2 separate regions of the Homo sapiens genome follow, and region 2 is linked to region 1. A link is a loop called in an ENCODE intact Hi-C map of the cell type or tissue named here. Cell type or tissue: breast epithelium. All regions are shown on one strand.

Region 1 (5,000 bases):
TACAATTCAAGATGAAATTTGGGTGAGGACACAAAGCCTAATCATATCAGTATGTCAAAGAGATATCTACACTCCCATATTTATTGCATCACTATTCACAGTAGCAAAGATACAGAATCAACTATGTGTCCATTAACAGATGAATGAATAAAGATAACATGGTATATATACATAATGGAATATTATTCAGCCATAAAAATTAATGAAATTCTGATGGCTGACTGTGGTGGCTCACACCTGTGCTCCCAGCCCTTGGGAGGTTTGAGGTGGGAGGATCACTTGAGCCCAGGAGTTTGAGACCTGCCTGGGCAAAAAAGTGAGACCCCATCTCTACAAAAAATAAAAATAAAAAATTAGCGAGGTATGGTGGCACACACCTGTGGTCTCAACTACATGGGAGGCTGAGGCAGGATCTCTTGACCCCGGGGGGTCAAGGCTGCAGTGTGTCATGTTCGCACTGTTACACTCCGCACTGCTACACCGCAGCCTGGGCAACAGAGCAAGACCCTGGAGAAAGAGAGAGAGAGAGAAAGAGAGAGAGAGAGAGAGAGAGAGAGAGAGAGAGAGAGAAATGAAATCCTGTCATTTGAGGCAAAGTGGATGAGCCTGGTGCTGGGGGACATCATGTTAAATGAAATAAGCCAGACACAGAACGACAAACATTGCATGTTCTCATTCATATGTGGGAGCTGAAAAAGTTGATCTCATAGAAGTATAGAGTGAAACACTAGATGTTACTAGAGGCTGGGAAGGATAAAGGGAGGGGGAGATAAGGAGAGAATGATTGATGGTGCAAATTACAGTCACACAGGAGGAATTTGTTCCAGTGTTCTATAGCACAGTAGGGTACCTATGGGTAACAATAATTTATTGTATATTTCAAAATAGCTAGAAATGATTTCAGATGTTCTTAACACAAAGAAATGATAAATGTTTGAGTGATGGATATGCCAATTACCCTGATTTGATCATTATACATTGTATGCATGTATTGAAATATCACATGTATCCCATAAATATGTACAATTTTTGTGTCAATTAAAAGTAAAAAAATTAAAAGACAGTTTAAAAACTTTCTGTGAGTCTATAATTATTCCAAAAAGAAAAGTTTAAAACACACATACAGAGTTTTGTTTTTTAACAAATTAAGTTTTATCATACAGATAGAGCTTTTTAAAAACCCAACAGGGAACAATTCCTATATTCTGCTTGGCAACCTTCTTTTTCCAGGTGAATATCTATAGAATTACCTCATTCTTTACCTCATTCTTTTAACATCAAAATAGTACTATTTTGTACTTATGGATATATCATAATTTATTTAACTATCATCTACTGATGAGCATCGAGATTGTTTTTACATTTTCACTGTTTCAAAAAAATGCTGTAATAAACACTGCTTCTCAATATGCCTTTCTGCACTTTTGGTATTATTTCCAAAGTTTCCTAAGTGTGTTATTGCTGGCTATAAGTGTATGTATAATTTCTATTTTAACACACACAGGCAAATTATGCTCTTTCACTCTTGCACTGGTTTACATACCATTCAACATTACAAAGGAGTTCCAATTCCCCCACTCTCACTGTGGATGGATGCTCTAGGTCTACTTAATCTTTGACACTCCATGGGTTAAAATCATGTCTTCCTGTTTCACTTTGTATATATTTGTTTTTGAGGTCGAGAATTTTTTATTTCTTTATAACCATTAGAATTTCTGTTCCTGTCAATTGCCTGTAGATGTGCTCTTCTTCCGTGCACACCCCACCATTACTGAATGTTAGCCTCTGGATTGCAGAGTCTTTGTTTGTTTACTTCAGCACCCTATCCTCAGCATGTAGAATAGTGCTGGGCACGTGCTTGGGATTCATCAAAACCATTCGAAAAAGATGGATTGATGAATAGCTTTTTTCCTGTTTCGCTGTTCATCTTCTTCTTATTGACTTGTAGAAAATATTTGTATATTGGGAATATTAATGTCGATTTTCCCAGTCTATTGCTACCTTTTTTAAAAGATATATTTATTTATTGGTATTGTTTCCAAAGAAATAATACAATTACTTGATACCAAAATAGAATTATTTGGATAGGGTGGTGAAGTAAACAACATGCAAAAAAGAAAATACTTCAAAAGGTAATTTTCCTCCTCACTCTGTATTACAGCTGCCTACATCTGGTCCCAGCACATCCATTACCAGTTTCTTGGGTAACATTCCTGAGCTGCTGTATGCGTAGACACACTTATGTCATCTAACCTGGCTTATAGTGTCTTCCATCTTTCAAGATATTTTTACATAATCAAACAACATTGTTTATCCTGTAGGATTTCTGCCAGCCTGGATTTTTCTGATTGTTTCCCCTTGGTGTCTTTTAACATGTTTCTCTTCTCCCTATATTCCCTGTAAATTAGTGAGGTTAAATCACTTCTGTACTCAAAATCCTCCACTGGCTTCTCAAAATGCAAGCCAGAGACCCTGCAATGTCCTCCAAGGAGCTGTGTTAGTGCTGATCAGAACAATGTTACCTGTCCAGCACACTCTGGGGCTCTTGTCCCATGCATATGCTCAGCCACCAGGTCTAGGGTTCTCATTGCCAGCTAGCCAGCAAATGACCCATTTCCAAAATCCCTTTTTGCAGTTGGCTTCCTAGGACCACTCCCGGCACCAACTATATTACAATGAATTCACATTCTGAGATGGAAAAAGGCTTACAGAGGGGTTATTGGAAAGTGTTGGCAGTTATGCGTCTTGCAGATGGGAATAAGGGAACAAGGAAGGCAGGAATGGGGAGAGATAGAAACCGTCCTGTAATGTGGTGACAGATCCTAGATCCCAGGGGGAGCTCTTGAGCTGGAACAATGCCTTATGATTGCTCCAAATTGAAGCAGGACAGGCTGGCTTTTGTATCCCTACCTCAGCCAGTCACTGACTATGTGTGGACTGCTCCCACCCGGGGGCCAATTCCCCACAGCCAGGGCAATTCCCAGTGGATACTGGTCAGCAACCAGTATTCTCAGCAGCTGAGAGATGAGTGCATCTGCCCTGGAGAAGGGATATGGGAGGAGTGCCCCAGAACCCATGATAGCCAGGCCTCCAGTCTTGGTCTGGTCTCATATGATAGCAGTCATAGAGTTCACACCACTTTCTACCCAGTATTCCCTCAAGGCAAAGGGATCCTGGAGATTAGCATTTCTCTCCTTTTTTAAAATCTAACTACTGTATCTTTCTTGGGGAAGGGAGGCTCAGAAAAATGTGACAGCTCCCTCATGCCACTTAAGAGCCGTGGGAATACAGGTAAGACTGTCCCAGAACCCCTGTGTCCCTGGCATCCCATTCAGTCATTGTCACGCTACAGTTTCCACTGCAAAAGGGCATGAGACACTCCTATGAGGTACCAGAGTTCTGGAGAGAAAGAGCGAACAGAGCTCCTCTGCTCTCAGCTCTCCAAACTTACTCTGCCTCTGTTTATGCTGTCCAAACAGGAGCCGTAGCCTCGTGTGGGTATTGAAATTTCAATTAATTTGAGGTCTTGCTTCCTCTCCAGCTGTCTTCTGCCCCCACAGGCCAGAGAGGAGTTTCATGTCCTTTCTAGTGTGCATGTGTGTGTGACCATGTGTGTGTGTGAGTATAGGGGGGCCATATTGGTTGATAGTTTAAACAACCCTCCCGGTAGCTATCCCATTCATCTTATTCTTTCATGTTTCCTTAGTGATATCTGTTATTAAATTGCTGGACTTCCATCAGACTCTTGAAAAGAGGAAGGAGTTGGTCACACTGTGACTTATTAAAAGTGTCCTATGAAAATTCAATGCTTTTTTATTGTATAAGAAGCTATTAAAATAATATAGATTAATATATTTTATTTTTTGACTTGAAAGTTAGATTATTTTATCATTATGCAGCATGCATATCTTTACCATAACTGAGTTCTTTTAAAAAAGAAAAACAAAACCAGAATTCTGGAATGCTGTTCTGGCAAGCGAAAACCTCAGAAAAAGAGAATCTCATCTTATCCCAGTGATTGTTTCAGAAGGAACATCGGATACAAATGAATTGGTAAATATCTAGCAGAGGAGGAGGGAGGGTTGAGCAGGAGGGAGGGAAGTTCTGCAGTCAGTAAATACACAGTGGCTGCTGTCAGGAGCAGAGTTTTATGAAGGCCATGTTATCACACTGCTGTATATTTTTGTTCTCTCTCTTCTTCTGCACAAAGGAAGGAAAGATTCAAGAGATATAGGAAGAGGAAATGATATGGGCAGAAAGAGCTCTGTCTCCACCCACACCCCAGTGGAGCTGTAAACAGGCCGTTAAAAGTCTGTACTCCTGAAGAAAAATCAGATCTTAAACGTAAGCTTCCAGAAGGAATCGTGAAGCCAGGCTTCTCTCCTGCTACTGAATGCTGGAGATGTACATATTCCTTAAAACATGCTCACATTTTTTAAATTATAAAGGTAACACATGCTCAGTCTAGGAAATATGAAAAATATAGAGAAGCATGGAGAAGAAAAATAAAAATCACCATCCAGAGATAAACACCATTATCATGCCTTCTGTTTTATTAAACATACACACACACTCTTTTACATTTTAACATAATTGGGAATGTACCACAGATACTATTCATGTCCTTTTTTTCCTTTTTACATTATATCATGAGTATATTCTCATTCCATTAAAAATTATTTTAAAATATCATTTTAATGACCTATATTTCACCTTGTAAACACATCAGAACTTATTGAACCATTCCCCAGATATCAGACTTCTAAGCACGTTTTCTGTCTTTCTAATAAATATCACAGCAATGAACCACTGTTTACCTCTGCTTGTCCTTAGAAATGGAAGTCCTAGATGAAAAGGCATCAATTTTTATAAAGTTTTTGATGCACACATGGCCAGGTACCCATCAGGCAAGCCTCTACCTGCTTAAAGTCCAAACTTAGACAAGATTAAACTGTTTTCTACGGTAATATGGAATCAAACGATACCCTTTTTGAGTGTCC
Region 2 (5,000 bases), 390 kb after region 1:
ACAGGCATGCACCACCACGCCTGGCTAATTTTTTTTGTATTTAGTAGAGACAGAGACCGGTTTCACCATGTTAGTCAGGCCGGTCGCGAACTCCTGAACTCAGGTGATCCATCCACCTCGGCCTCCCAAAGTGCTGGGATTAAAGGCGTGAGCCACCACGCCCGGTCCAAACCAGTATTAAACAATTGTTTGGAGGTGAAAAGTGAGTTGAAACCTATTTGCCAGGGACAGAGTCTAACTGGAATGCCTGCAGAGGAATATGCCCCTTGATTCCAGCACTTAGTGTGAAGTTAACTGATGCCCAGGATAGCAGAACAGGGTCAGGTGAACAGGAAAGAGGAGGCTTCTCCTCATGCACAGAGCACCCCTACCCAGACAGCTTTGGTGACAAGTCCCAGCAGGCCACAGGAATGGAGAACGGCAGTTAGAGGTGACATTAATACCATTCATTAAGTGCCTGATGAGCTAGGCCTTGGGCTGAGGCCCCTTATGTCATTATCACCAATCCTCTTGCCAACGATTCTCCTGGGTCCTCAGTAGGAGGGGACAGTATCAGATGCCAACGGAGGGCTATCTGACGTGAAGCCTCTGTTCTCCCCACCGCACCGCGCTGGGCCTTGAAATTCAGCCCCCAGATTGACCAAACTTCTTCTTATTCAGCATCACACCTTCGGTGACCATACATCCCAGTCTATCCATGGTGGTCTAACTCTCACAGAATTTCCTGCTTTTCAGTCCAGCATTAGGGCAAGAAGCGTATACAGCCAGCAGCATTTGCTGGATTTTCAACATGAATACAATTGCAAACCAGAGAAACAGCATTTGTGAGACTATGTGTCTGATTCTTTTTTTAATTGACAAATGACAAATGATATTTATGCTTTCCAACATGAAGTTTTGATATAAGTGTATATTGTGGAATGGTTAAATGAAGCTAATTAATATATTTACCACCTCACCTACTTATTGTTATGATAAGAACATTTAGCATCTACTGTCTTGGCAATTTTCGGACATACTATACATTACTATTAACTACGGTCACCACACTATACAACAGATCTCTTGAACTTGTTCCTCCTAACTGAACTTTTGTGTCCTTTGACTAATGTCTCCCCAATACCATCCTACCCCATGCCACTATTCTACTCCTAATTTCTATTAAATTATTTTTTTAGATTCCACAAAGAAGTGAGAACATGCAGTATCTGTTTCTCTGTTACTGGCTTATTTCACTTAACGTCATGTCCTCCAGGTTCACCCCTGTTGTCACAAATGACAGGATTTCCTTCTTTTTAAAGGCTGCATAGTATTGTATTATAAACACATATCACTCGCCAGGCGCGGTGGCTCATGCCTGTAATCCCAGCACTTTGGGAGGCTGAGGCAGGCAGATCACGAAGTCAGGAGATCAAGACCATCCTCACTAACATGGTGAAACCCCGTTTCTACTAAAAATACAAAAAAATTAGCCGGACATGGTGGTGGGCACCTGTAGTCCCAGCCACTCGGGAGGCTGAGACAGGAGAATGGCGTGAACCCAGGAGGTGGAGCTTGCAGTAAGCTGAGATCGCACCACTGCACTCCAGCCCGGGCAACAGACGAGACTCCATCTCAAAAAAAAAAAAAAAATCACCTTTTTTTAATTCATTCATTGATGGCATGTCCTGGTTTTTAAACTTAGAGACTGTGATCATCCTTAAGTCTGGGCTTCTGTAGGCCTTTCTGGTGGGGTCTTCTTCTTGTAGGGTTGAGATAGCTAGGCCTTGGGAGAATAGAATTGCTTCCTATCTGGAAGGTGAGATATACAAGCTCAACACATTTGCATGTGTTCTCTCTGCATCTAAAGCATTTCTGGTAAGTGCTTTTTTTTTTAATATTTAAGTGTTTCTGCATTTCCATACAATTTGAATTTATTAGCACTCAGCCCAGCTTGTAAGCAGCTCTGTTTCCTCTGCTTGGGGATGCTGCATCCTAGGCAAGAGAGGCTCCTGGGAGAAGCTGCAGGCACCCACCAGAAACCAAGGCTCACTGCGGAAGCCTTGCCCAATCTCCCCTCCACTCTCCCACGTGGCAGTTCCCAAAAACCCAGCTCTATGTAGACATGGCTTTTGCCTTTGTTTGTTTTTGAAATGGAGTCTTGCTCTGTAGCCCAGGCTGGAGTGCAGTGGATCGATCTTGGCTCACTGCAACCTCCACCTCCCAGGTTCAAGCGATTCTCCTACCTCAGCCTCCCGAGTAGCTGGGACTACAGGCACGCACCACCACGCCCGGCTTATTTTTTGTACTTTAGTAGAGACTGGGTTTCACCGTGTTAGCCAGGATGGTCTCGATCTCCTGACCTCGTGATCCACCCGCCTCGGCCTCCCAAAGCGCTGGGGTTACAGGCGTGAGCCACGGCGCCCGGCCGACTTTTGCGTTTGTAAGGACAGGGAATCTTTCCAGCATTCCAGATTAAAGGCACACCCTTCAACGCCCCCTGGAATGATGACTAAAAGATCAAGCTGGATGCCCCCCAGGACTAAGAGAGATGACAGCCAGAGGCTCCTGGAACACAGTTCCTTGTGTTTGGCACACTCACAGCTCACTGCAGCCACAATCTCCCGGACTCAGCCCCCTACCCAAGTAGCTGGGACTATAGGCACATGCTGCCATGCCCGGCTAATTTTTTAATTTTTTTCCTTGTGTTTGGCTGTGCTGGCTCCACTAGATACTATTCTCCCTCGGGTGTCACTTCACACCTCTCTGGTCTTCCATCCCACTGCTAGCCCGAGATGGCCATATTTGAAGTTCTGGTTTGCCATTAGAGAAGTCTTGGTTGACCTCAACTGTAAAGTGGGGATTCAGGCCCCTCCTTCTTAGAGATGATATAAGATTTAATGAAATGGGAGAGAACCTGGGAGAGCTCTCCCAGTGAGGCCTGCCCTCGGGGTGGGGGGAACGGGCTGCCCCAGGAGAGGGGGCAGAGGCTGATGGCATGTGTTAACTGCCTCAGTGTTAACTGTGAATGGGAACGGTTGTATCTCCTTCACAAGGTATTCTCGTAAAATGCAGATAAAACCAGCCTGACCAAGGTGGAGAAACCCCATCTTTACTAAAAATACAAAATTAGCTGGGTGTGGTGGCGCTTGCCTGTAATCTCAGCTACTCGGGAGGCTGAGGCAGGAGAATCACTTGAACCTGGGAGGTGGAGGTTGTGGTGAGCTGAGATTGCACCATTGTACTCCAACCTGGGCAACAAGAGTGAAACTCCATCTCAAAAAAAAAAATGCAAATAAAAAACTCTACGCAGAAGAATCTGCCCAATAAATGGAGGCAATTAGTTTTCCATTGCTGACAATTGCCCTCTGTCATCCATTCATTCACTCGGTGACATTTATTGAGCTCTTACTATGTGCCCCGTCTCTGTTCTAGGCTCTAGGATGCAGCAGTGAACAAAACAGACGAGTCTACAGAGTTGACATGACATGCAGGGGCCATGGAGAAGGCGAGAACTGTGGAAACGTCGTTGTTGAGTATGTCAAATGGTGATGTGTGCTGTAAAGAAGGAGTGAAGCTGGACTCAGAGCGGACAGGAAGACAGGGGTAGGGGTAGGTCTGGGCTTTTGTACAGGGTGATCTGAGAAGGCCACTTTGACAAGGTGATATGTAAAGTGAGGACACAAGCCCTGTGACTATGTGGGCACAACTCTCCTAGGAAAAGGGAGCAGCAAAGTGCATGGACCCCAAAGCAGGAATGAATATGCTCAGTGCGTCCAAGGAAGAGCCGGGACCAGCAGAGCTCAAGTGGAGTGAGCGTGGGGAAAGAGCGGACCCGGTCAGAGGGGTGCTGGGGACCAGACAACGTCACGCGTCATGGCCATCGCTAAGGATTTGGGGTTTTACTTTGCATGAGATGAAAAGCCACAGGAGGGTTTTGAATAGAGGAGTAGAATGATTTGACTTGAGTTTTTAAAAGGTTTACTCCAGCTGCTTGGTGGAGAGTGGATGGTGCAGGTGAGGGCAGAGGCAGGGAAACCAGTTAGGAGGCTGCTGCAGCGACGTGGGAGAGGACTGTGGGTGGTTTGGGCCATATTAGAAGCAGTGGTAAGAAACACTGAGCTCTGGATGTGTTCTGAAGGTATGCCAACGTGATTTACTAACCGATCCATGAAGGGCATGAGAGGAAGAGAGCAATCAAAAATGACCCCCAGGGTTTTTGTCTGAGCATCTGGAGTTGCCCTTATTTGAGAGTTAGAAGACCAAGAGGGCCGGGTGTAGTGGCTCACGTCTGTAATCCCGGCACTTTGGGAGGCCGAGGCAGGTGGATCACTTGAGGTCAAGAGTTGGAGACCAGCCTGGCCAACGTGGTGAAACCCCGTCTCTACTAAAAATACAAAAAATAGCCAGGCATGGTGGTGGGCATCTGTAGTCCCAGCTACTCAGGAGGCTGAGGCAGGAGAATCGCTTGAACCCGGCAGGCGGAGGTTGCAGCAAGCCAAGATCGTGCCACTGCACTCCAGCCTGGGTGGCAGAGCAAGACTCCGTCTCAAAACAAAACAAAACAAAAAACAAGAGGAACACATTAGGTGGATAGGAGATGTCGTTTGGGTGCAGCCAGGCTGGGTGGCTCACACTTGTAATCCCAGCACTTTGGGAGGCCCAGGTGGGAGGACTGTTTGAGCCCAGGAGTTGGAGACCAGCCCGGCTAACATAGCGAGACTCCATCCCTACAGAAAAATTAAAAAATTAGCCGGGCATGGCGGCATGTGCCTGTAGTCCCAGCGACTTGGGTGGGGGGCTGAGTTCAGGAGGTTTTGGCTGCAGTGAGCTGTGATCACACCGCTGCACTCCAGCCTGGGCATTAGAGCAAGACCTTGTCTTAAAAAAAAAACAACGAAAGTTTGAATTGCCCATTAGACATCCAAGTAGAAAGGTCGAGTTTTAAGTTGGGTATAGAAGTCTGGAGTTTGGGGTAAAGGTCTGGGCTGGAGATCTAGCTTTAGGAGTCCTTCAGTCCT

What was found. Peaks named below come from ENCODE experiments on the same cell type or tissue, not always from the same donor. Only the 100,000 strongest peaks of a DNase experiment are listed, where the experiment ranks them.
Region 2: a loop joins it to region 1, with 10 times the contacts of the local background. A loop is called at or near these places in 1 of 110 quality-filtered maps.

The regions. Positions count from the first base shown.
Region 1 is chr2:86,370,908-86,375,907 of GRCh38, reverse strand. No RefSeq gene overlaps it. Among named protein-coding and RNA genes, the nearest start is that of REEP1, 36 kb to the right of the region's middle. In breast epithelium, a CTCF peak has its summit at 2,789; a DNase peak (open chromatin) is centred at 2,851.
Region 2 is chr2:85,981,904-85,986,903 of GRCh38, reverse strand. LOC105374843 (a long non-coding RNA gene) reads left to right here. Exons shown (of 3, transcript XR_940318.3): 3 at 3,415-5,000. Among named protein-coding and RNA genes, the nearest start is that of ST3GAL5-AS1, 95 kb to the right of the region's middle. In breast epithelium, no CTCF peak of the experiment used is centred here; no DNase peak of the experiment used is centred here; H3K27ac peaks cover 614 bases.